2 separate regions of the Homo sapiens genome follow, and region 1 is linked to region 2. A link is a loop called in an ENCODE intact Hi-C map of the cell type or tissue named here. Cell type or tissue: K562. All regions are shown on one strand. Each heading gives the region's core, and the rest is flanking DNA. Links, peaks and the distances in the headings are about the cores only. Region 1 overlaps GPR84-AS1 (GPR84, ZNF385A, ITGA5 and GTSF1 antisense RNA 1). Region 2 has its middle 11 kb from the start of MIR3198-2.

Region 1 (12,239 bases), core at 2,454-10,453, 220 kb after region 2:
CCACTGGGGATGGGTCTGGGTGATTTCCCTTCTCACTTTAGGAGAACCTCAGTGGTCTGTTGTCCTCTTGGTGGGCAGTGCCTGCTAATCACAGTGATGGCAGAGCAGGAGGCAAGAGATTGAGTGTGCATGTTGGGCGGGGTAGGTGTTTGAGGGCAGGAAATCCAGAAAGCCACTCAGACAATGGCCTTTTCCGCACGCTTGGGTCCAGGCTGCAGGCTGCTGGATCCTGTCTGACCCTAACAGCAGCTCCTATTTTTCCCTCTGGTTAGCTTCCCACTCAATGCTCATTTCGGGGCATATAGGAGAGGCAGGATTCCTTTGGAGGAAAGGTATCCTGTTCATCAGCCCTTTTCCAGGTGACTGTTCGGGTTGACCACAAGGATTTGGGGGCTTAAGTAACCTTATCAAGCCTGGGACCACCCCACCCATGCCTAGTGTCCTCTTAAATGTAGCATTTGTTATGGCCTCCTACATGGTACAGCTGTAAGCACTTTGACATCTTAAGGGAATCATGATGCTCTTATTTTGGGCTAAGTTTGCCCCATTTTGTTCTCTGAATTGTCTGTTTGTATCCTATTAGACTGGAAACTTGAATGAAGCAAAGATTGTGTCTGTCAATTGGTACAGCCCCGGACTAGCATTAGGAAAATAATATGTCTTTTGATATTCAAGGTGACAAAATGATTACAATGAAGATAGAAGATCTTGGGAATGCTGGAATATATTTTTTCCTAGAAAAGTGGGGGTAGGTCACAGCTACCATGGCCACTTAAATGGGGGTAAAATGACCCTGAGGTCTCCAATCTCTCCCTTCTCCTGTACCTGGGAGAACCAGAAAGCTTCTTTCTAATACACCTTCTGCTTTAGTCATTTGGGTCTCAGTGTCTCAGTATTGTCTCACTAATGTGCCCATTTTGTCTTCAGCTTTGCTCCTGTGATTCCAGTGTCTGGAATGCACTGTCCTCTGTACTGGTCATCAAGGCCCATCCAAGCCCTGCATAAGCTTCCCCATCTCATTCTTTATTTTATTTTATTTTATTTATTCATTTTTTTTTTGAGACAGAGTCTCGCTCTGCTGCCCAGGCCCGAGTGCAGTGGCGCCATCTCGGCTCACTGCAAGCTCCGCTTCCCGGGTTCACGCCATTCTCCTGCCTCAGCCTCCCGAGTAGCTGGGATTACAGGCGCCCACCACCACGCCCGGCTAATTTTTTTGTATTTTTAATAGAGACGGGGTTTCACCGTGTTAGCCAGGCTGGTCTCGATCTCCTGACCTCATGATCCGCCTGCCTCGGCCTCCCAAAGTACTGGGATCACAGGTGTGAGCTACTGCGCCTGGCCTCTTTATTTTATTTTAAAATATTTATTTATTCATTTATTTATTTATTTGAGATGAAGTCTTGCTCTGTTACCCAGGCTGGAGTGCAGTGGCGTGATCTCGGCTCACTGCAACCTCTGCCTCCTAGGTTAAAGTGAATCTCTTGCCTCAGCCCCCTGAATAGCTGGGATTACAGGTGCCAACCACCATGCCTGGCTAATTTTTATATTTTTAGTAGAGACGGGGTTTTACCATGTTGGCCAGGCTGGTCTTGAACTCCTGACCTCAAGTGATCTGCCTGCCTCGGCTGCCGAAAGTGCTGGGATTACAGGTGTGAGCCACTGAGCCTGGACTTCCCCAGCTCATTCTAAATCTCAGCAATGTGCCACTATTCTGAAGTCCTAGGCTTATAGTCTGGAGTACATGGTCTAGCACTTAATTATCCAGTGTATTAATAAAGTCCTTGTATAATTTAGAAATTGAATACATTTGAATGCACCTATGATAGAAGCAACTCTAAATATTTTATGAAAGCATGTTCCATAGAATTTTTTTTTTTTTTTTTTAGACTGAGTCTCGCTCTGTTGTCCAGGCTGGAGTGCAATGACACGATCTTGGCTCACTGCAATGTCCGCCACCTGGGTTCAATGATTCTCCTGCCTCAGCCTCTTGAGTAGCTGGGATTATAGGCACGCGCCACCACCCCCAGCTAATTTTTGTATTTTTAGTAGAGACGGGGTTTCACCATGTTGGTCAGGCTGGTCTCGAACTCCTGACCTTGTGATCTGCCTGGCTCAGCCTCGCAAAGTGCTGGGATTACAGGCGTGAGCCACTGCGCCTGGCCAGAATTTTTAATGATAATGTTTGCTTTTTGTTAATGTGCTTTTATTTTATACAGGGAAGTCATCTGAAAAGACTTGAGTTTGAAAGTTGCCTCCCTTACTTAACAGATATGTAACCTTGGCAAGTTACTTAACCTCCTTGGGTCTCAATATCTTCACCTGTAAAATGGCAGTAATATCTTTCTCATAGATTTGTTGGGATAATTAAACTAATATACTATATGTATGGTTACAGTACTTGGTTATAAATATTAAAGCCTCATTCTGTCTGTTGATAAATCTGAAATCTATTTAAACTCTGATGTGCTCTCTGTAATGTTGTTTTTTGTTTTGTTTTTTTGAGATGGAGTCTCACTCTGTCGCCCAGGCTGGAGTGCAGTGGCGTGATCTTGGCTCACTGCAACCTCTGCCTCCTGGGTTTCAAGTGTTTCTCGTGCCTTAGCCTCCCGGGTAGCTGGGATTGAATGGAATGTATTTTATAGATCAAGTCTCAGCACAAACACTGATTCCTCCAAGAAGCATTCATTAATTCCCCACCCAGTACTCCTGATTTCACTAGTCACAGCATCTACCCCACTATATTGTATTTTCCTGTTTGTCTCTCCTTTTAGACTAAGTTCTGTGAGGTAAGGATCTTGTTTACTTCTGTTTTTCCACTGCCAAGTACGTTGCCTGGCTAAACAAATATTTGAATAAACTGAACCTGTTTTTAAAGCAATGGTAAACATAACACAGCAACATTACAAAACTAATTTCTGAATTGTGTGACATTGTTTTTTACAACGTAGTCTTCTAGCAAGATAGCGTTTCTTACTATCATGTTTTTAATTTGCATCTAATTATTGAATTGGATCCAGAGATGTGGTCCAATTACTTGTTAACTTTTGTCACCTGACCTGTCCCCACAAATTATATTTTATAAGTGTGGCAGAGACCACTCATTCTCATCATCCTGTCTCTTCTTCCTTTTAATAATATGACTCTGCTACCCTGCTATCCACACACTAAATCTTAGCAGGGTGCATGGCTGCCAGCTAGATACTACACTGTCCAGTCTGTCTTGCAATTACAGGTGGTCCCATAACTACGTTCTGGTCAATGGAATGTGAGTGAAGCAATGTGTGTAACTTCTGGGTCATGTCTTTAAAGAGGAAAAGTAGTTGCTCTCTCACTCTTTCATCCTTCTGCTTGCTATGACATGGTGACACATTAAGCAGCCACCATGGACCCAGAGATGCAAGCCTTTTCTACCAAAGACCATCTGCTCCATATATCTCTGTACTATTACTTTATTTGAAGTAAGAGGGTCACTATATTTGTGGGTTTCTTTGTTATAGCAGCATGGCTAACATCCTTTGAATGAAAATTAAGATAACCATATAATTCATTAAATCCCTTAGCCTACTCTGAAGAATGTTTTCAAGGAGTGCAAAAAAAAAAACCAAGTTTCAATGAAAATAGCGTTTACTGAAGTCACTTATTCAATGGCATTTTGTGAAAAACTATGAAATTTATTCTATCATGAGCATATTCAAAGTTCTTGTAGGTTTATAAACATACTAGCTCTTCTATTTAGCGTTACTTTTTATCATAACTTTGAAATCCCAGATAGATTATGTGGTAGCCTCCAAGATGGCCTCATTGACCCTCCTCTCTTGGTATTCATGCCCTTTGTGTTTTCTCTTCCTACACTGAATGATGGCTGGCCCATGTAACCAACACAATACTGTAGAAGTGACATGTGTAACTTCTAACATGAAATCATAAGAGACATTGCAGTTTCCACCATGGTCTCTCTCTTGGATCTCTTGCCAGCCACCAAGCAGCCCTATGGAGAGGCCAATGTGGAGAGAAACTGAGGCCTTCCACCAAAAGCCAGCACCAACTTGCTATCCATGTGAGTGAACCAGCTTGCAGTACAGAGTGGTCAACCCCAGTCAAGCTTTCAGATAACTACAAGCCTAGTTGACATCTTGACTACAACTTCAAGAGAGACATCAAGGCAGAACTGCTTCGCTAAACTGCTCTTGAATTCTTGACCCACAGAAACTGAGAGAGAGAATAAATATTTATTGTTGTTTCAAGTAACTACATCCTGGGGGTAACTTCTTATGTATAGATAATATATACCATAAATTTCTTGAAAGTAAGATTCATGTCTTACTTATTTTACCTCAAGTTATTATATCAACTACTCTCCCACCCCTAACCTAGGTGATTAGAGCATACTACAACATCTGATACATAAGAAGTGAAATGATATTCTCTTTGAAATTCAGCATAAGGCAACTCAATGAGAGAAAACAAGATATTAATTAGTCTGACTAGCTTTTCTTCCCTGAGGGCATTTAAGATTTCTCAGGGTGGAGGTGAGGACAAGTGGTAGAACTCAGTTCTCAGATGACTATTGTTACTTGTCATACTGGAATCTCCCCAAATTCTCTGTTCTCAATAGTTGAATATTTTCTTCAGCCTGGTTGTATATGAAAGCTCTGGTAAATGGAATGTTTCCAATATCCTATGGAAACTCACCTGGGCAAAGGAAGTGAATCAATGTCTGGAGGGAAAGTAAAGGCATTCCTCTCTTCACAGGATAAATTCAGGCACAGGTCCTTTACCAGGGACCAGGTGAACACTCAACAGGCAGGAAGAATTAACAGAGTCAGCCCATTGCAAATATAAAGGGGCAGGAAGAGACTCTAGTGAGAAAGGGCAGCTGCTGGTGGTGGCGGTGGTGGGGTTGGGTGGGCAGTGGAGCAGAGATCAGAGACATATCGGCCTTAGACCCAAAATTTATCTCTATATATTTAAAGATGGGATCTTACTCTGTTACTCAGGCTGAAGTGCAGTGGCCTGATCATAGCTCACTGCAACCTCAAACTCCTGGGCTCATACCATCCTCTCACTTAGGCCTCCTGAGTAGGTGGGACTACAGGCATGTGACACCATACCTGGCTAATTTTACTTTTTTTTTTTCTTTTTTTGAGATGGAGTTTCACTCTTGTCTTCCAGGCTGGAGTGCAATGACACGATCTTGGCTCACTGTAACCTCCACCTTTTGGGTTTAAGCCATTCTCCTGCCTCAGCCTCCAGAGTAGCTGAGATTACAGGCACCTGCCACCACGCCTGGCTAACTTGTGGATTTTTTTTTTTTTAAGTAGAGACGGGGTTTCACCATGTTGGTTGGGCTGGTCTTGAACTCCTGACCTCAGGTGATCCACCCACCTCAGCCTCCCAAAGTGCTGGGATTACAGGTGTGAGCTACCGCGCCCGGCCTAATTTTACTTTTTGTAGAGACAGGGCTCTTGCTATGTTGGCCAGGCTGGTCTTAAACTCCCAGCCTCAAGCAATCCTCCTGTCTTGGCCTTCCAAAGTGCTGGGATTACAGTTGTGAACCACTGCGCCTGGCTTTGATACATATTAATATAATGAATATTACCCAGATGAGCATCACTTTCTTTTTAAAATAGTAGTTTTAGATTCTTTTGGTTACAAGGCTGACTGGAGCCTCCAGCCTTCTCACTCTACAAAAGATTAGGAGATCTGGATCTCTGATATTCAAATCCCTGTAGTGGGTCCCCAGTGGTGGGAAACAGATAGTGGGAAAGGGACATTGGGAGCTCAGAACTTTCATTTTCCCACTCCTTTAGTACTCGGTTCCCTTAGCTCAGACATAGCTTATGTCTGGGGTCACATGGGGTTCTGTGGGTGCTAGACTGGTCAACTTCAACAAGGCAAAGTCATTACTTCTCAGAACTGAACAGCAGATGTTGGAGGAGGACAATATTCTAGATATCATCTAGCCCAATGTCCTCATTTTAAGCAAGGCCCAGAGAAAGGGAATGACTTGCCCAAGGTCATACAGCTGATGTGGGATAGAATTCAGGTGTCTTTATTCCAAGTCAGCTCTTTCCATCATGCCACATTTGCTTTCATTCAGTAGGATAAAATAACATACCATTTTATCCTACTGACTCCCAACTTCCAGTTCTGGGTTGGGAAGGGTCAATTTCCAGACTTTTCTTTTCCAAGGATAGGACGAAGAGACTTTGCTACTATTTTCAGGCAAAATAGAGCATTGCCCCCTTTCCCTGCCTCTCTTTCCTCTGTTGTTTTCAATGAGGAACTGAGTCTATTTCTCTACAGGCAGGAGGTCTCTCAAGTTCTGAGCTCCATTCAGTTTGTGGCAGGGAAGCTGATAGGTGCAATGCTGTGGGATGCCCTTCACCTTGGCAGGCTGATTGTACCCAACTGGTGGTCATGGCCTAGTGCCCATTGGCAGGCAGGGTGTCCACTCATGCATTAACTTGATGCCAGATGGCTGGCTGAATACCTATAGTGCATCTTGTCTGGTCTGCTGTTCCCGGTTTGTGTCACTTTTAGATTTGTGTATGTGTGAGAATTTTAGGAGGGTGGTCCCTCCATGGATTTAAGATACTGGCATTTCCAGATTGGCAGAAGGGAGGACACCTTACTGCCAACCTAGAATCTGTGCTGAATAGCACAGGACCTGGACTTCAGGAAAGTTCTTCAAATGTCTCTGTGATCTCTCTCTTCCCAACTTTCCCCCACTGTAGAGTTCTTGATGTCACTCCTCCCTACGTGGTATGTACCTCCGTCTCAGCCAAAGTGTCTAAGAATGGGAAGGCAGAGAAGTGAGGTATGTGTGGGTTAGGATGAGTGGACTGGGAAGCAGAAAAGGCACGCTGCTTACTCTTTCCCACAGACTTCAGAAGACTCTGGAAGCTATCTAGTGCCCTAAAATTTCCACTGCAGTCCCAGACAACCTTAGACTATATCTCCACCTACTGGACACCAAGGAGGTTGACAACACTGTCTCAGTTTTTTTCTTTAGAACTAGCATAGAGTCTAAAAAAACCTCATCAATACTCTACATTTATCCCAAGGTTAAATCATTCCCTCTCAGAATTTGTTGAAGCTATGGGGGCAGATTGACTGCCTTTTCAGGGAGACTGGGTACTAGGGAGACTTGGGTACAATTTCCCCCATACACTGCTTTCTCAAAAAAATCTGTTGGCCAGGTGCAGTGGCTCACAAGTGTAATCCCAGCACTTTAGGAGGCTGAGGTGGGTGGGTCTCCTGAGATCAGGAGTTCGAGACCAGCCTGGCCAACGTGGTGAAACCCGCTTCTCTACTAAAAATACAAAAACTAGCCAGGCGTGATAGCGCGTGCCTGTAATCCCAGCTACTCTGTTGGCTGAGGCAGGAGAAGTGCTCGAACCCGGGAGGCGGAGGTTGCAGTGAGCCGAGATTATGCCATTGCACTCCAGCCTGGGCGACAGAGCAAGACGCTGTCTCAAAAAAACAAAACAAAACAAAACAAAACAAAACAAAACAAAACAAAACAAAACAAAACACATCTCAGGGGTTAGATCAAGAGCCTCACTTCCTTGCTTCAGTTGCTCTGGATATAGGTTGGTTAAACTCTATTCACCTCCTATGCTCATAGACAGAAAACAGCAGGTAGGTGGGGTTAGATCAGAGGGTCCTTGTTAGCCTTAGGGCAAGGGGAAAGCAATCTTAAAGAATTGCCTTTTCCTCGTCTCTCTGTCTGCCACCTGACTCAGATATGGGAGACACTGGGGGTGTCCTCTACTGTTCTTTTCACATCCACCAGCAGTTCTCTTCCTATGCTCATTAGCAAAGACAATTCCATTAGAACCCATTAACAATCATTTTGTCCATGCTGAAACCATGGGCTAGCTATTCACCAAAGTCCCTGGGCTATATCTTCAGAAGTGAAGGTTGTATATAAGTAGTGACAGCTCTCAAATGAATCCTTTATTGGTGAAATGGGGACGATGTCAATACATATCCTCAAAATTGATCAGGGTGCACAATAATATCAATTTATGGAGGTTACAGCACTAGGAAAACAATTTACATCAGATCCAGAAATTTACTCTCCTTCTCCAGCTGAACATCTAACATGGTTAAGTAAGAAGCAGTCATTTCTTTTTTATTTTTTGGATGTCTGGTTTTCACTTAAAACATGCCCTTTAAATATCTTTCAAATTTTTGTTTTAAAGGGAAGGAGTCAAGAAGAAATTAAGACAATGTTGGGGATCATCTTATGCTACATACAGTTCATGTCATTTCTGTATTACGTATCTTCAGTTTATTCATTATAGTTAAGATATATTGAGTGTTTACCGTTAAAACTCTTAAAAACTGAGGCTGGGCGCGGTGGCTCACGCCTGTAATCCCAGCACTTTGGGAGGCTGAGGCGGGTGGATCATGAGGTCAGGAGATCAAGACCATCCTGGCTAACACGGTGAAATCCCATCTCTACTAAAAAAGTACAAAAAATTAGCCGGGCGTGGTGGCGGGCGCCTGTAGTCCCAGCTATTCGGGAGGCTGAGGCAGGAGAATGGCGTGAACCTGGGAGGCGGAGCTTGCAGTGAGCCGTGATTGTGCCCCTGCACTCCAGCCTGGGCAACAGTACAAGACTCCGTCTCAAAAAAATAAAAGCAAAAAAACAAAACTCTTAAAAACTTTAATGCATTTTTCCCACTTATACCTTTAAATGATCTTATGAGATAAATACTATACTTTTATTATCTTCATGTTCTTAATCACTACTATGCTTTTATTTTTATTTTGATACAGAGTCTTGCTTTGATGCCCAGGCTAGAGTGCAGTGGCATGATTTCAGCTCACTGCAATTTCTGCTTCCTGTGCTTAAGCGATTCTCCTGCTTCATCCTCCTGAGTAGATGGGATTACAGGCATCCGCCACCACGCCCGGCTAATTTTTGTATTTTTAGTAGAGACAGGGTTTCACCATGTTGGCTAGGCTGGTCTTGAACTCCTGACCTCAAGTGATCCACCCGCCTTGGCCTTCCAAAGTGCTGGGATTACAGGAATGAGCCACTTCGCCCAGCCCCTATACTCTTTACTTTGTGATTTGTGTGTAGATTTTTAAAGAACTTGGGTCCTTAAAAATTCAAATAGTATAATTATCTTCCTTCCTAATTTTAGTATTTTAGTATATTCCTAAAAGCCTTCATTCAATAATATGTGGTTTCAGAAACTATTGTGCATACGAATTAATATAAGGGGTACTGCTAAAAATAGATGCCTGTGTGCTGCTTCCAAATATTCTGATTCAGGAAACCTGGATCAAAGCCTAGGAATCTGCATTTTTAAAGCAAGCCCCTAAAATAATTGTGATGTAGGTGACAGTTGAACTATGCTTTGGGAAACACTGCCTTTGATTATGAATGGTATTATGGTAGGGCTGTAACTAAAACAAATCTTCGTGTGTCCATCTCATTTAATTGGCTCCACATAGCAACAGATACAACACTGGGGTTTCTATCGTTCTTGGCTAAGAACTAAACCCTGCTCATTCACTTATTTATTTATATATTCTGCAGCAAGGAGAGGTAGCCCTGGGGCCTGTCTGTTAAAAGCCCTTAGAAAAGAGGCTATTACATTAAAAAAAATTTTTTTTCCTTTCTCCTAACCTGAAACATCTCTGTGCAAAGGTTTGGTTAAGGCTGTACAATTTGACATGTTAGCCCTGGTGATTCTGCAGTTCTTCAAAGGAGAGGGCTGAGAAGCAGCTGTTATTTTTTTCTACCTTTTGACATGCACAATGCATGGGGCAGGGTAAGGGAGGAGAGTCAAGGGACTAAGCTGGAGTTAGTAAACAAGCTTTGAAGCACAATAAAAAAGCATATTGGCAGGGGAGAAATCAAGGGCTATGTAATACCACAGCATCCTCTGAAGACAGCAGCAGTCGCTCCTGGATCGTCTCTATTTTTGGGGAAATAACAACAACAAAACAGTACTGGCAAACTGTCCCTCCGCTAACATCTGAAGGTTTGTCTGAAAATGTTCTGAAAAGCAGTTCACACCGGAGAAGCAAGAGAATGAAGGGCAAGTCTTGAAGGAAAAAAAGAAATTAGGGCAAAAACTCAGCAAGTACCTCAAATAGCCCAGAGGAAGTTGCAGGGACTTAGCGGAAAGCTCCATTTAATCTCTGGCCCAGCTAACATAGCCTAGAGGACACTTTCAATGTACTTTTTTTTTTTTTTTGGTAACAAGCCTAGCTTTTGAGGTTGTGATGAGCCCTTCCAGCTCCTAGAATCAGTGATGGTTCTTTGAAGAATTTTTTCCCTGCTTAACTTCTGGGGACAGATTAACTAAAACCCCCAATTGGGAAATTAGGGAACTCCAAAGCTGCTCTGTGTGTTTAAAAAAACTACATTTGACTCAATATGGTCAGGGCAAAAACCCTTCCTTTTCTAGGTTACTTTCTCCTCCCACTGCTTCTCTCACCTCATCTGGATGGCCTCAGAGAATATTTTAAGGTTGACAGGAAAATTTTACAGAATGATCAAAAGTAAAGCAAGCCCTAGAAATGGTTGCATAATTTTCCTTTTCATTATAAAAATACTTTTTTTCAATTGAATAACTAAAAAACATGAAATTTTATTGTTGGACTGAACCTTACAGGTCATCTAGTTCAATTTGTTCATTTTATAGAAGACAGGATTAAGGCACAGAATGTTTAACTGACATTTCCAAGGTCACAGGGCTCATCTTAGACTCAATATGTTTGTCTGACTGCTAGTTCAATGTTACCTCTCAACTGCTTTCATAATCACTTTTTTTGAGACAGGGTTTCATTCTGTTGGCCAGGCTGGAGTGCAATAGTGCAATTATAGCTCACTGCAGCCTGAAACTCCTGGGCTCAAGGGATCCTCTCGCCTCAGTCTGTAGCTGGAACTATAGGCAAATGCCACCATGCCTGGCTAATTTTTAAATTTTTTTTTTTCTCGTGGAGACGGTCTCGCTATGTTGCTGAGGCTGGTCTTGAACTCCTGGCCTCAAGTGATTCTCCCACGCTGGCCACCTAAAGGGTTGTGATTACAGGCTTGAGCCACTGTGCCTGGGTATAACCACTTTTGTCAAGTAGGTTTGCCTGTCCATTTAGTACTCAACTACTATAGTAACAGTTTTTTTTTTTGTGGGGGTGGTTTGGGGGGTGGTTTGGCATATGGTACATATTTCTCTGAGCTTTGAAAATAACTAATTTCCTTCCAAAAAAAAAAAGAGAGACTTACCTCAATCTTTTTTTCTTCTTTTTTTTTTCTTTTATTATTATTATACTTTAAGTTTTAGGGTACATGTGCACAATGTGCAGGTTAGTTGCATATGTATACATGTGCCATGCTGGTGTGCTGCACCCATTAACTCATCATTTACTTCAATCTTATTATGAAAGTAAACATTCAAAAACCCCAACACACCCTAGAGCAAACTCTCAATGCTCCAGGTACTGATTATCCAGTTTCCTTTATTCTCTCTTCTGTGGACCATGTACTTGGATGTTTACATTAGTCAGTAGCTCTATAAAAAGTCTGATATTACATATGTTGTTGGACTGTGTGGCAGTTTCCTGATCTCTAGATTGTAGCTATGGTGCTATCTTCTTAAACTTAGTATTCCAGTGGTCATCAGAGGCTGTAGCTCCTTTGGTGAGTTAGTTCAGTAGTGTTCTGAGAGTCATTCCTAGAGGTCTCACATATAGCCTGCTCCTTCAGCTATTCAAATGATTTTGTAAGTACCTAATTTTCTATATTAAATTCCCTTTCTGCTTAAAATATCAAGAGTGGTTTCTGTTTCCTTCTAAACCCTGAAAGATACAAGCATTAAGAAGCTAATTACAACACAACTCAGTAAGTATTATTAAAAAAAGAGTGAACGGGCCAGGCGCGGTGGCTCATGCCTGTAATCCCAGCACTTACATGCCTGTAATCCCAGCACTCATGCCTGTAATCCCAGCGGAGGCCAAGGCAGGCGGACACAAGGTCAGGAGATCGAGACCATCCTGGCTAACATAGTGAAACCCCGTCTCTACTAAAAGTACAAAAAATTAGCCGGGTTTGGTGGCAGGTGCCTGTAGTCCCAGCTACTCGGGAGGCTGAGGCAGGAGAATGGCGTGAACTCGGGAGGTGGAGCTTGCAGTGAGCCGAGATCACACCACTGCACTCCAGCCTGGGCCACAGAGCGAGACTCCGTCTCAAAAAAAAAGAAAAAAAAAGTATG
Region 2 (12,239 bases), core at 2,613-10,612:
GACAGGCTGGTCTCGTACTCCTGACCTCAAGTGATCCACCCACTTCGGCCTCCCAGAGTGCTGGGATTACAGGCGTGAACCACCGCGCCCGGCCAATTTGTGTTTTAGAAAGATAATTTTGGTAAGTGGAGAGGAGAGACAGTAGGCAGGGGGTCCAATGAGAAGGCTGGAACATGCCCAAGCTAAGACATCCTGAAGGACTGACAGGCTGGGACCAGGCAGTGGCCAGGCAGCTGGGAGCAGGCAGGTTGAATTTTAAACCTCCATAATCTGGATATAAAGATACCCTAAGCGTGACGCTGCTGGGGATTCTTCTCATCACCCTCCCCGGTCGAGCGTGAGTGTGGAGCTGGGCAGGCAACCTGGTACTTGGATTCACCTTTTGAAGGATGGAGAGGAGCTCCCTTCTCCACAAGGAGTTGAAGGGTGGAGGAGTTAGAGCCAGGCCTGGCTGGGAGTTCTGGCGTCCAGGATGCAGGAGGCTTCAGCAGAAGAGGCGTGGCCAACAGCCCCTGAATTAGCAGAACCCCGCCCATTTTGTGGGCACTGAAGACAGGCAGCGCGATAGTGTCCTTGTTGGCCAGCAGAGGGCGCAATAGGAGGCGGGCCGCACCCGAAGATGGCTATAGCGCTGTGCCCGAGCCAGCCTGGGCGCCCTCTGCCGGGCAGCCCCGACTCGGGGCTCCCACAGCGGGGTCTTCGGTCCCGTGTTTCTGCGCCAGGGTCCAGGCCCACTGGCCTGTACCCAGAATCCTCCAGGGAACTGGGATCCCGCCCTGGAGAATCGGATCCTGGGTCTAGGATAGCCAGTTCTGGGGACCACCCCTCGCATTCTTGGGTTCCCTCTCTGGCATCTGACAGCTAGCTCTCCCTAGCTGGCCCCCCCGCCTACCATCTCCAGCTTTTGCTTGATTGCCTCCAAAGACGCGGACCTAGCCCCTCCAAGAGATTCAACCTGTGTGAATGTGGGTGTACCCACCCCTGTGCACACGGGTGTCTGCATGGCTTGGACTCCCACAGCCTGCATTTGCATAAAACAAAATGCTTTCCCTTTGGTTATTTCAGGCACATAGTCCTTTAAATAGCGTAAGAAGGCCAGGCACGGTGGCTCACGCCTGTAATCCCACCATTTTGGGAGCCCGGTGCGGGTAGATTACCTGAGGTCAGGAGTTTGAGACCAGCCTGGCCAACATGGTGAAACCCCTGTCTCTACTAAAAATAAAAAAATTGGCTGCGCGTGGTGGCACGCACCTGTAATCCCAGTTACTTGGGAGGCTGAGGCAGGAGGATCGCTTGAACCTGGGAGGCAGAGGTTGCAGTGAGCCGAGACCGTGCCATTGCACTCCAGCCTGGACGACAAGAGCAAAACTCTGTCTCAAAAAAAAAAAAAAAAAAAAAAAGCCTAAGAAGTGAGCAAGACAGAAGTACCCATTTCACGGATCAGGACATGGGGCTTCAAACCGAGGTCACACAGCTAGGACAGTGCATGATTTAAAGCCAGGCCTCCACCCAAAACTTTATTTGGTGTCCCTACTATGTGCTAATCAAGGTGTGGTTCCTGCTCACCCAGGTCACCCAGAGAAACAAAGTAGAAGAGCCATAGGATTTCTGACCAGGCTGGCGAGAACAGGGCAAGCTTCCCAGAGGAGCCTTTTCTAGGGTTGCAGGGAGGACATTTCAGGAGCGGCCCTGAATGCGCCAAAGCTAGGGGATGGGACTGGCGAGTTGCCACGGGAGCCCACGTGAGGGTCTTCGAGGAGGTCTGCGCCACCCGGGTGCAACCCGAGGCTACGGTTCATCCAAACACACCTCGCCCCATCCGGCTGGGGAAGGACTTCCTGCAAGCCCTGAGTGGGGGTGTGTGGCGGGACCACCCAGGTGTCCATCCAGGTGGGCAGTGAGCGTGAGAGCACCTGGTCAGGAACCTCCCACCTCTCGGGCCCTGCAGCCGCTTCCGTGGGGGAAGGGCAGCCGACTTCACCTAAGCTTCCACCTACTGCATCTAACCCTTAACTGTATCTCCCGCCCCCACCACCCCTGACGGGTTCCCATTATAAGAGGGTTTCAGATAACTCACCTCCCACCCCGGGAACGACGTCATCACCCCTTCACCCTCTGCCACCACGTCTGACTCCAACGGGGAAGTCCTTCCTGGTGTCTGACCACCCTTCCTCCTGCTGCAGCTTCAGCTAAACCTAACAACTTCTGACCTCACAGGAGAAAGGGGCTGCCTTAACTTTCCTTCTCTGAGCTAAACAATCCAAATCTCCAGCCCCTTTTCCACGCTCACATCCCATTTTCCCGTTCTAACAAAGCTTTCCTTTAGGGGCCTGGATCTTCCGTTTTTCCCGCCTTCCGACGTCAGATCAATCCATGACAGCTTTCTGATTGGCTAACCCCTCCCTTCTAATTGCCCCTGTCACTTCAGAACCTCCCCTGCTGTATCAATATGTAAGTCCCACAGATGGCCTCAGTTTCCCTGGTAGGGAGTTGAGCCGCCTCTTGGCACCCTCTTGCTTTGGGAGGAGGGGTGTCCTGCTCAACTCACCCGAGTCATCTCTTCCCTGCCCAAGCTTCTGAACAGGACACTGCCACATTGTCATTCATCTGAAAAGCATTTATTGAGCGCCTACTATATGTCTGGCCCGAATTCTTGTCTCAGCTCACAGCCCTCCGGTTGCTCCATAGGCTTAGGGGAAGGAGCAGGAGATCTTGAAATGCCAATCTCCAGTCTGGAGCGTGGGGTAAGAGAACTGAAGTCGTCTGCGACTGAGTGAAGCCACCGAGGAGGGGCGGGGAGGTGGGACGCCTGCAGGTCTCGGCGCTCGGAAACCGCGGAGAGGAAGCATCGCTAGGCGCCCCACCCTCACAGCGCTCAAACCTGACGCCGGATTTCCCATTCTTAGCGCAAGGAAGACCCCTTGTGGCCATTGTGGGAAGAGTCAGCAAGGGAAAAAAAAAAAAGCGGGAAAAAAAACAAGCCAGAGCCGGGAGATGACAGCCTCAGCCCAGACTCCCTTCCAGTTCTTGCCTAGCGTGGGGACTTATTCTTTGGTCGTTGGGTGGGGGAGAGGGGGCGGGAGTTGATGCCCAGGCCCCACTCCCACACCCTCAGAACCCAACATTTGGGACTTTGGGAATAATCTTCTCACTAAACCACCCGGAAAAATAAAACAGAAACAATAGCAAATGTGACTATGGTTAGACTTCTGTAGGGACTTCTCAAGAAGCGGATGGGAGGCAGAAGGACGGGTCACAATAAAGGGATGAAAGAAATCAGGTCTTCCGGACGACCCCCTCCCTGGCTATGGGGAGGGGTAATTCTGGGAGACCCGGGCGGGTGTGGGATCATCTACCCACCCTGCGGCTCCTTCCCGCTCGCAGTGAAGGAAGGACGCTCAGACCAACAGGGGCTCAGGTATTCTGGGTGTCAGGACCCTTCCTCCTGCACGCATCTTACGCAGGGTGGGGCTGAGGGCGTGAGGGCACAAGTCATTGAGGACATGGAGGGAACCCACGCTCGTCCCGATAGATTGTCACGGTCCTGAGGCGGGACGGTCAGGACAGGGAAGATGTATTTCTTCCCCCTGCATCCCCTCCCGCACCGCGTCTGAACTCCTCTGGGAGCGCAAGAACAGTAACAATGCTGCGCCCCTTCCCCCACCCTTTGACTCCGCTCGCAACCTAGCCCGGGCCGGGCAGCGCGAATTTGCATACATTTGCATACCCAGCTGCGCACAGCTGCATTCGGCTTTGGGCCATAAATTCGTGGCTGGCGGCTCTGGGCGAGCAGGCCCCACGCGGGGCAGGCGTTCTCCCTGCGCGCCTCCGCCGCGGCTGTTCACGTCCCGGGTACTGGCGCGTTCTCACGCCTCCCTGAGTAACCGCTGGATCAGTCCTGCCCGGACCCGGCTCCCCTGGCTCGAGCCACCTTCTGGGCATGTCTGTCTCGCACTGGCGCAGGCCAAGCCTGCAATCTCAGATTCTGGTTCCTCCATTTCTCTTGGACTCGACTTGGTCAATGTCTCCTGAATGCGCTCATCTTTACCTGACGCCTTGGACCAGGGGCTTCTGGTGGGATTTTCCTGCTAGGACTGGTGCATAGCCTCTTAGGTGGTAGTCCTGCCTCTGGGGTTACCTTGCTAAAAAATTGGTCTAATGGAGGTCAACAGCTAAAAACTCTGGACTCCCAGGCTTGCAGAATAAAGCTTATATTGTTCACCCTTGCCAAAGAAAGCCCCTGACGTTCTGTCAGCATCCCCCTTCTCTAGCCTTATCTTCTGCATCATGGCCAGACTCAGGCACACAACAGCCAGCGCTTCGGTTACACAAAACTGCTCTGAGGGTCCCTAAGCTCCTCATGAGCTCTCTCACTCTGCCTGGACTTACCTGCACCTTGCTTCCACCTGGACTGCTCTTCTGCCCTCTTGTCTGTTTGACAGACACATTCTTTGAAAATCATTGCACAGACGTTCTTTCCTTTGGAAAGACCTCTGAGATTCCTCTCACCCCTGGCAATTGATAATGACATCTATTAGCACTTACTGCAAAAACATTTGGTCAGTTGCACTTACCAAATTGTGAGCTCTCACTTAAGACAGAGAATATGTCTGTTCTTTGCTGTATCCCACTTCTGGGCACAAAGTCTGAAGACCAGGAGATACTCAAATACTGAATAAATGAGTGAGGCCTTGACTATTTCAGGCACACATAGATACCCAGGGCTCTGGTGGTCCCAAGCAGCCTTTACATGACATCCCATGGAAGAGCCCCTCCTCTTGGTACTTTTTGGGTCCTTACGCATCTTGGCCCAAGATTGTGAGGGGTGAGAAACCAGGGGGATTATGAGTGGAGAGCTGATGCCGTGAAAAAGCACTGGACTCCGAGCCAAGAAGCTGAGGTTCAAACTCTGGCACCGCATGATCTTGGAGAAGTAACTGCCTCCTTCGAAGGCTGTTTCCTCACCTTAAAATGGGAATAATAGTGACTACTTAATAGGGACTTTGTAATGATGGAGCGAGAATAGTACATAAAATGCTTACTACATGTCTTAAGAGTCCAGACAGGTGACATGAGGTTCCATCTCACTCCCTTGCCCCCGAGAAGGAGAGCACCTCCACTAACAATCCAGGCCAAGAGGCTTAAGGAATTTTACCAGTATGCATTCTGCAAGAAAGTATGAGACAGCGGCCGGGTGCGGTGGCTCACGCCTGTAATCCCAGCACTTTGAGAGGCCGAGGCGGCGGATCATGTGGTCAGGAGATCGAGACCATCCTGGCTAACATGGTGAAACCCCGTCTCTACTAAAAATACAAAAAAAAAAAAAAAAAAAAAATTAGCCGGGCATGGTGGTGGGCGCCTGTAGTCCCAGCTACTCGGGAGGCTGAGGCAGGAGAATGGCGTGAACCCGGGAGGCGGAGCTTGCAGTGAGCCAAGATCGTGCCACTGCACTCCAGCCTGGGTGACAGAGCGAGACAAAGAAACGAAACGAAACGAAAAGAAAAGAAAAGAAAAGAGAAGACCGGGCGCGGTGGCTCAAGCCTGGAATCCTAGCACTTTGGGAGGCCGAGGCGGGCGGATCACAAGGTCAGGAGATCGAGACCATCCTGGCCAACATGGTGAAACCCCGTCTTTACTAAAAATACAAATATTAGCCGGGCGCGGTGGCAGGCGCCTGTAGTCTCAGCTACTCGGGAGGCTGAGGCAGGAGAATGGCATGAACCTGGGAGGCGGAGCTTGCAGTGAGCCGAGATCACGCCACTGCACTCCAGCCTGGGTGACAGAGCGAGACTCCGTCTCAAAAAAAAAAAAAAAAAAAAAAAAAAAGAGAGAGAGAGAGAAAGAAAAAGTATGAGACAGCAAGAATTCATCTTGTAGGATGGGGTTCATACCGGTTCTTCTGCTGAGCATAGTTCTCAGTGCTATTCCCACAGTGGCTACCAGGGGGCAGCACAAACCCCCAAATCACCTCAGGCTGCCTAAAGGGGCTAGAAGAAAGGACCCTTCTGGACTTCCCTCTGAGTATTGAGCCCTAGTCTGAACATGCCTCCCCTGTCTCCACCGTCTTCTCCCAGACAGCTCTTGGTGTGCAAACCACGCCTCCCCCAGTGCTTCCTGTCTTCTCTGGTTTTGTGTTCCCTTGGTCAATTTATAACAAATGTCCAGCAGGGCTCGTTGGCTCACGCCTGTAATCCCAGCACTTTGGGAGACCGAGGCGGATGGATCGCTTGAGGTCAGGAGTTTGAGACCAGTCTGGCCAACATGGTGAAACCCCGTCTCTACTAGAAATACAAAAATTAACCCGGCGTGGTTGCCCACGTCTGTAATCCCAGCTATTCAGGAAGCTGAGGCAGGAGACTCTGTTGAACCCGGGAGGTGGAGGTTGCAGTGAGCCAAGACAGCGCCACTCCATCTCAAAAGGAAAGGGAAAAAAATGTCCAGGCCTCCTAACTGTCCAGACTGCCCTTAATTATGGTCAATTATGCCCTAAGTGTGCATCCCAGGATTGGGAGGGGCACAGTCAAAGCTTCTGAGAACAGAACACAGTCGGGGGTGCTCAGGAAGACAGACCTGAGTTCCAGGCCTAGGGACAAATGTGACATTTTGGGCTACTCAGAGCCTTCTCCTGGGCTCAATTTCTCTCAGAATTGTTAGATATACATGCATTCATTGCATGGAAAGCTCCACTTTTCTCTCTGTTTGATCCATTATTGTTCCCTCTCACTCCACCCAGGCTTCATCCTATCCCTGTACAGGCCAGAGCCTCCCTCATACTAGCCCTATTTCTGGTCTTCTTAACTCCTCGAACTAATGACAAAGATCTATCACCCTTAACCCTAACCTCCCCCTTGGCTACATGTACCAAGTCCTACCGCACCAAGAGATACAGTCGGGACCCAGCGTCACATCACTCATGGGTGTGCCCAACACTGAGGGAACTGATATTAATATAAGGTTCCCACTCCCACCATGCCTCTTTTCTGAGTGAAACAACAGAAAACTCAATGACCTTATAGGAGGCTGGTGTGTGTGTGACATCCAAGATGCTGGGCACTTTTGGAATCCCCAGCCTTCTCACTTCCCATCCTACAAACAGGAGGGCTTGGTGAATTTACCTGCTGAGACTCTTATCTCACCTTTCGTTCACGCTGTGGTGCCCAGGAGATGCCTGGACACACTCAGGTGGCTCTCCCTCACATAGCGCCTTTTCTCTCACTGCCTACCATACCTCACATCATTCCTGCCTTTTTACTGCCTTTTATTTTCCTCTCCTTTTATGCACCCACCCTTTCTACTTACATTTCCTCTCCCCTTTTCCCTCTGGGGCTTGGTTTCTTCCCATCCTTCTCACTCTCTAAAATCCTGTCCTCTTTCCATCCCAAATGCTTTCCTCTATAACTACCACCACCAGCAACAGCTCTCCATCACCCGTCTCTGTGCTTCCCCTCCCAGGCCTGAGGCACCACAAGGGCGTAAGTGATTTATGAGCCACCTTTTAAACTCAGAAACCAAAAACTTCTGGTGCTTCAAGGGGGCATACTGTGCAATCTTACTGCTGTGATCAGACTCAGTGATAAGGATATCTAGACCAAGACAGTCTCATGGAGAAAGCAAGAAGGCAGAAGGGAAGACTATGGAGCTGGGGCGGGGACTGGCCAGAAAGTCTGGGCAGTGAAGTCTTACTAACCATTATTAGTGTTTTTGGTGAGTTTCACACTGTGGGTGACGATGGAGACAAGTCCAAGTAGGAGGTGAGAGGGCTGGGGATTCCACCGTGCCTCTCTAAATGTCACATCATGTCTTTTTTGGTGGGGTAGGGGACAGACATTTAGGCTGGAGTGCAGTGGTATGATCTGGGCTCACTGCAGCCTCAACCTCTTCAGCTCAAGTGACCCTCTCACCTCAGCCTCCCAAGTAGCTAGGACTATAGGTGCGCTCCACAACGACCAGCAAATTTTTTAATTTTTTGTAAAGATGTCTTGCTAGTTGCCCAGGCTGGTCTCAAACTCCTGGCCTCAGCAATCTTCCCCAGCCTCGCAAAGTGCTGATACTATAGGGATGAGCCACCATACCTGGCCTCATGTCATTCTTTAAATAATTTTCACTTTCTTGTTCACTGTTCATCCTTCAGAAAGTCTATAATGACCATGTCCCAGCACAAACTATGTTTTAGACTATGAGCTCTGGAAGGCAGGGATGACATGTAACTCCATTAAAAGCTCTTTGCATACTATCCTCTGGGAACAGATGTTTAATGAAGGTTTTTTTTTGTTGCTGTAAATGATGAGATGATGTGGTCAATGGAGTTAATAATAGTGACCATGAAGGAAGTGTGATCATGATCAAGTTAATGATGATAACAGTAAGGGCACTGATCAGTGGTGACAATGACAGCATTGGTGAAAAATGAAGCAAGTGGGAACCATGACTTGACCACTGATTCATCCCACAATTATTTAATAAGCATCTGCTATATGCTACACACTCAGCCAGGAATTGAAGATCCACAGATGAAGTAGAAATGGACTCTGTCCACAGGAATTCGCAGTTTATTTTATAATACAGATGAGGCATAAGAGGTTGTGAAAGCACCAAAGAGAGAATGAGTAATTTTACTTGGAGGAACCCATGAAGGCATCAGGGAGGAAGAGACCAAAATATGCAGAGTGGATTGTGGGAGCAGAGGCATTGAAATCCAAGAGACCAGCTTGTTGGGGCTTGGAGCATAGTTCTGTGAAATTCTGGGAGGGATAAGGAGAATAGAAGTGGAGGAAAATGCAGTAAAGGCAGGTCTGGGGCAGACTTTGAAGGGTCTGCATTTGAGGAGTTTCCAGGATTCTCAGGAGGAGGTAGCAAAGGGCAAGTGGATACAGAGAGAACAGTGATACAGTCAAGGCCCAGAGATATCGGTGTGGGGGGTCATAAGTCCATAAGTAATGGTTGAAATAATGAAAGTATAGAAGCTATTTTAGAAGATGGGAACAAACTGGGGTAAGAACAACAGCTGAGGCCGGGCATGGTGGCTCACACCTGTAATCCCAGCACTTTGGGAGGCCGAGGCGGGGGGGATCACGAGATCATGAGATCGAGACCATCCTGGCTAACACGGTGAAACCCTGTCTCTACTAAAAATACAAAAAATTAGCCAGGCGTGGTGGCGGGTGCCTGTAGTCTCAGCTACTCAGGAGGCTGAGGCAGGAGAATGGCTTGAACCCGGGAGGCGGAGCTTGCAGTGAGCCAAGATCGCGCCACTGCACTCCAGCCTGGGCGACAGAGCGAGACTCCATCTCAAAAAAAAAAAAAAAACAACTGAGAATGGAACACTGGAACCACTACTGTTTCAAAGGTATGAGACTAACACGAAGTGGCCAGGGGGCCCTCCAGACCACGGATACTGGTAGAATCCATACACAGTACATTGATACTTCTTTTTTTTTTTTTTAAGAGACAAGATCTTACTCTGTTGCCCAAGCTGGAGTGCACTGGTATAAACAACGCTTACTGCAGCCCCAACCTCCCCGGTTCAAGCGATCCTCCCACCTCAGCTCTCTGAGTAGCTGGGACTATAGGCATGCACCACTACAATCAGCTAATTTTTGTGTTATTTGTAGAGATGGGGGTACGTACCACCTTGATGCCCAAGGTGGTCTCGAACTCCTGGGCTCAAATGATCCTCATGCCTCGGCCTCCCAAAGTGTTGGGATTATTATAGGCGTGAGCCACCACCCCCAGCCCAGAACTGTTTTTTATGTTAAGTGAAAAAAAGTGCAAAATAGGGACGGGCACAGTGGCTCATGTCTGTAATCCCAACACTGGTCCAGGCAGGAGGATCTCTTGAGCACAGGAGTTCCAGGCCAGCCTGGGCAACATAGGGAGGCCCCATCTCTTTTTTTTTTTTTTTTTTTTTTTTTTTGAGACGGAGTCTCGCTCTGTCCCCCAGGCTGGAGTGCAGTGGCGCGATCTTGGCTCACTGCAAGCTCTGCCTTCCAGGTTCATGCCATTCTCCTGCCTCAGCCTCCCAAGTAGCTGGGACTATAGGCGCCCACCACCACGCCCAACTAGTTTTTTATATTTTTAGTAGAGTGGGGTTTCACCGTGTTAGCCAGGATGGTCTCGATCTCCTGACCTTGTGATCTGCCCGCCTTGGCCTCCCAAAGTGCTGGGATTACAGGCGTCCCAGCCAGGGAGGCCCCATCTCTTAGGAAAAAAAAAAAAAAAAAGCAGGGCATGGTGGCACGCATCTGTAGTCCCAGCTACTTGGGAGGGAGGCTTAGCCCAGGATGTGGAAAGATCGCTTGAGTCTGGGAGGTCGAGGCGGCAGTGAGCTGTGATCATGCCACTGCACTCCAGCCTGAGAGACAGAGTGAGACCCTATCTCAGAAAATAATAATACAAAATGGTACACACACTATGTAAAAACGGGATTTTGTTTCATATGGACAAAAATCTGGTCAAGCACACAAATGTAAAAATATGTCATATTAACATCATAGGATTATAGTTTTCCCAATGTCTACTTTTGTCAATTTTTTGCTATGATTACAATAAAAAGATAAAATACTTTGTGAAAAATGAAATAATTATCCCATATTTGAGCTGAGTCCCCTTAGGAAACTGATACCCAGAGAGGGGAATTAATTTAGCCAATATTACTCAACCTTGTGAATAACAAAGCCAGACTTAAATTCTTACCTAAGGATTTTGCCCAGTGCCTGGGCTGTTCCGAGGTGGTATATTGGTTAATTCGGGAGTGATGCCAGTTGTGAGCTTATTGTTTCCTAGCTTCTCTCAATCCATACATAACTGCGACTCTCTTTGTGCCCTCAGAATTCCAACCTGCTTGTTGCTCTTCCAATAGCATGGGGTCTGTACAGCTATTCTGGTACAGGTCTAAGAGTAGCTTTTCATTTACCTCCATTAATGATTTCTTCCTTTTGGCCCAGAGAAGTCCACAAAGCACCTTCCAAAGCCCCTTCCAAGTGCCTTTCAATCACATTCATAAATGATTTGGGGATTATCTACCGCCTTGAATTATTTAGGCCATTGCTTCCCCTCCATTAAAGTGACTCAACTTGGACTCAGTGAAATTTAATATATTCAAATGAAGACAAAAATGTATTCAGAGAGTTATATTCAAATGAATATAGCCTTCCAACTTATATACACACAGACCTGCCATTTCCTTGTGGAGTAAAGGGGGCTGTCTGTCCCATCTCTTCTTTGAAGATAGCAACAGTTATTCAATTGAGATCTCTAATGAGGATTGGGGAATCCTTACCTGCGGCTACCTGCACTGCCATCCCCTCAACTTCCCTCTTTTATACACACCCCCTTCTCATTCCCTTCCTGGGACCACCTAAAACAGGCTTGGGAATTAAGAAAGCATTGGGATTCCAGGCCCTCCAACTCCCCATACTAGGGTAAAAATTGAAGTCATTCAGGATGCAGAAATAATCCAAGTATTTCTCAGATTTTCAGGAAGGTGATACAGTCCAGAGCAAAGATTATTCTAACTCAGAACACATGAGAGTGGATGCTAAGTTGATTCATTGCCCAGAGCTCTGCAGAAGTGAAGTTCCAGCCATCTGTTTGAGTGAAGAAGATACTGCCTGGAGGCAGAGGATACACAGCCTTAGAGGGCCTCAATTGCCCCTTTCGTGAGCTTCTACATTCCTAGCATCTGTGTTGTGGTGCATACATGTCCCTGCACAACATCTATTTTTCCAACTCCTTCATCTCCACTTTTTTTTTTTTTTTTTTTTTTTTTGGAGACAGGATCTTGCTTTTGTCGCCCAGGCCAAGGGCAGTGGCGCCATCATAGATAAGTGTAACCTCAAACTCCTGGACTCAAGCGATCCTTCTGCCTCAGCTTCCCAAAGTGCTGGGATTACAGGCTTGAGCCCCCATCCCTGGCTGTCCTTCTTCATTTTATTCCACAGTCTCCTAGTTTTTCACAGGGACAACCTTGTGCCTCTCTCTTTTCTACCCCCTCTATCCAAGCTTATAAGTTGGGTCTCCAACCACCCCTCTTCTCTGTTTTGAGTGTAAGAAGTATGGGGAGAAGCAAAGGGTGAGGATGAGAGATCCAATCTCTGAGCCCAGGAACTGTTCCTCACCTCCCTCTACAGGCAGGCTGGGCCTGTCTTTTGCGGGGTTGGGCAGAGGCTGGTGGGGTTGGTGGGGAGAGGAATCAGGGAAATGGTTTCTACCTGCCCCATGATCCTTTAGGCTGATGAATG

The links. A loop is a pair of places that touch in the nucleus more often than their neighbours do. Peaks named below come from ENCODE experiments on the same cell type or tissue, not always from the same donor. Only the 100,000 strongest peaks of a DNase experiment are listed, where the experiment ranks them.
Region 1: a loop joins it to region 2, with 4 times the contacts of the local background. A loop is called at or near these places in 4 of 110 quality-filtered maps.

What each region holds. Positions count from the first base shown.
Region 1 is chr12:54,432,857-54,445,095 of GRCh38, forward strand. The region is part of intron 3 of GPR84-AS1 (GPR84, ZNF385A, ITGA5 and GTSF1 antisense RNA 1); the gene reads left to right. Among named protein-coding and RNA genes, the nearest start is that of ITGA5, 20 kb to the left of the region's middle. In K562, for the core only: a CTCF peak has its summit at 6,968 (motif pointing left); a DNase peak (open chromatin) is centred at 6,955.
Region 2 is chr12:54,214,295-54,226,533 of GRCh38, forward strand. No RefSeq gene overlaps it. Among named protein-coding and RNA genes, the nearest start is that of MIR3198-2, 11 kb to the right of the region's middle. RefSeq lists silencers at 1,706-1,891, 3,693-3,742. In K562, for the core only: CTCF peaks have their summits at 2,919 (motif pointing left) and 5,948 (motif pointing right); DNase peaks (open chromatin) are centred at 2,877 and 5,957; H3K4me3 peaks cover 260 bases.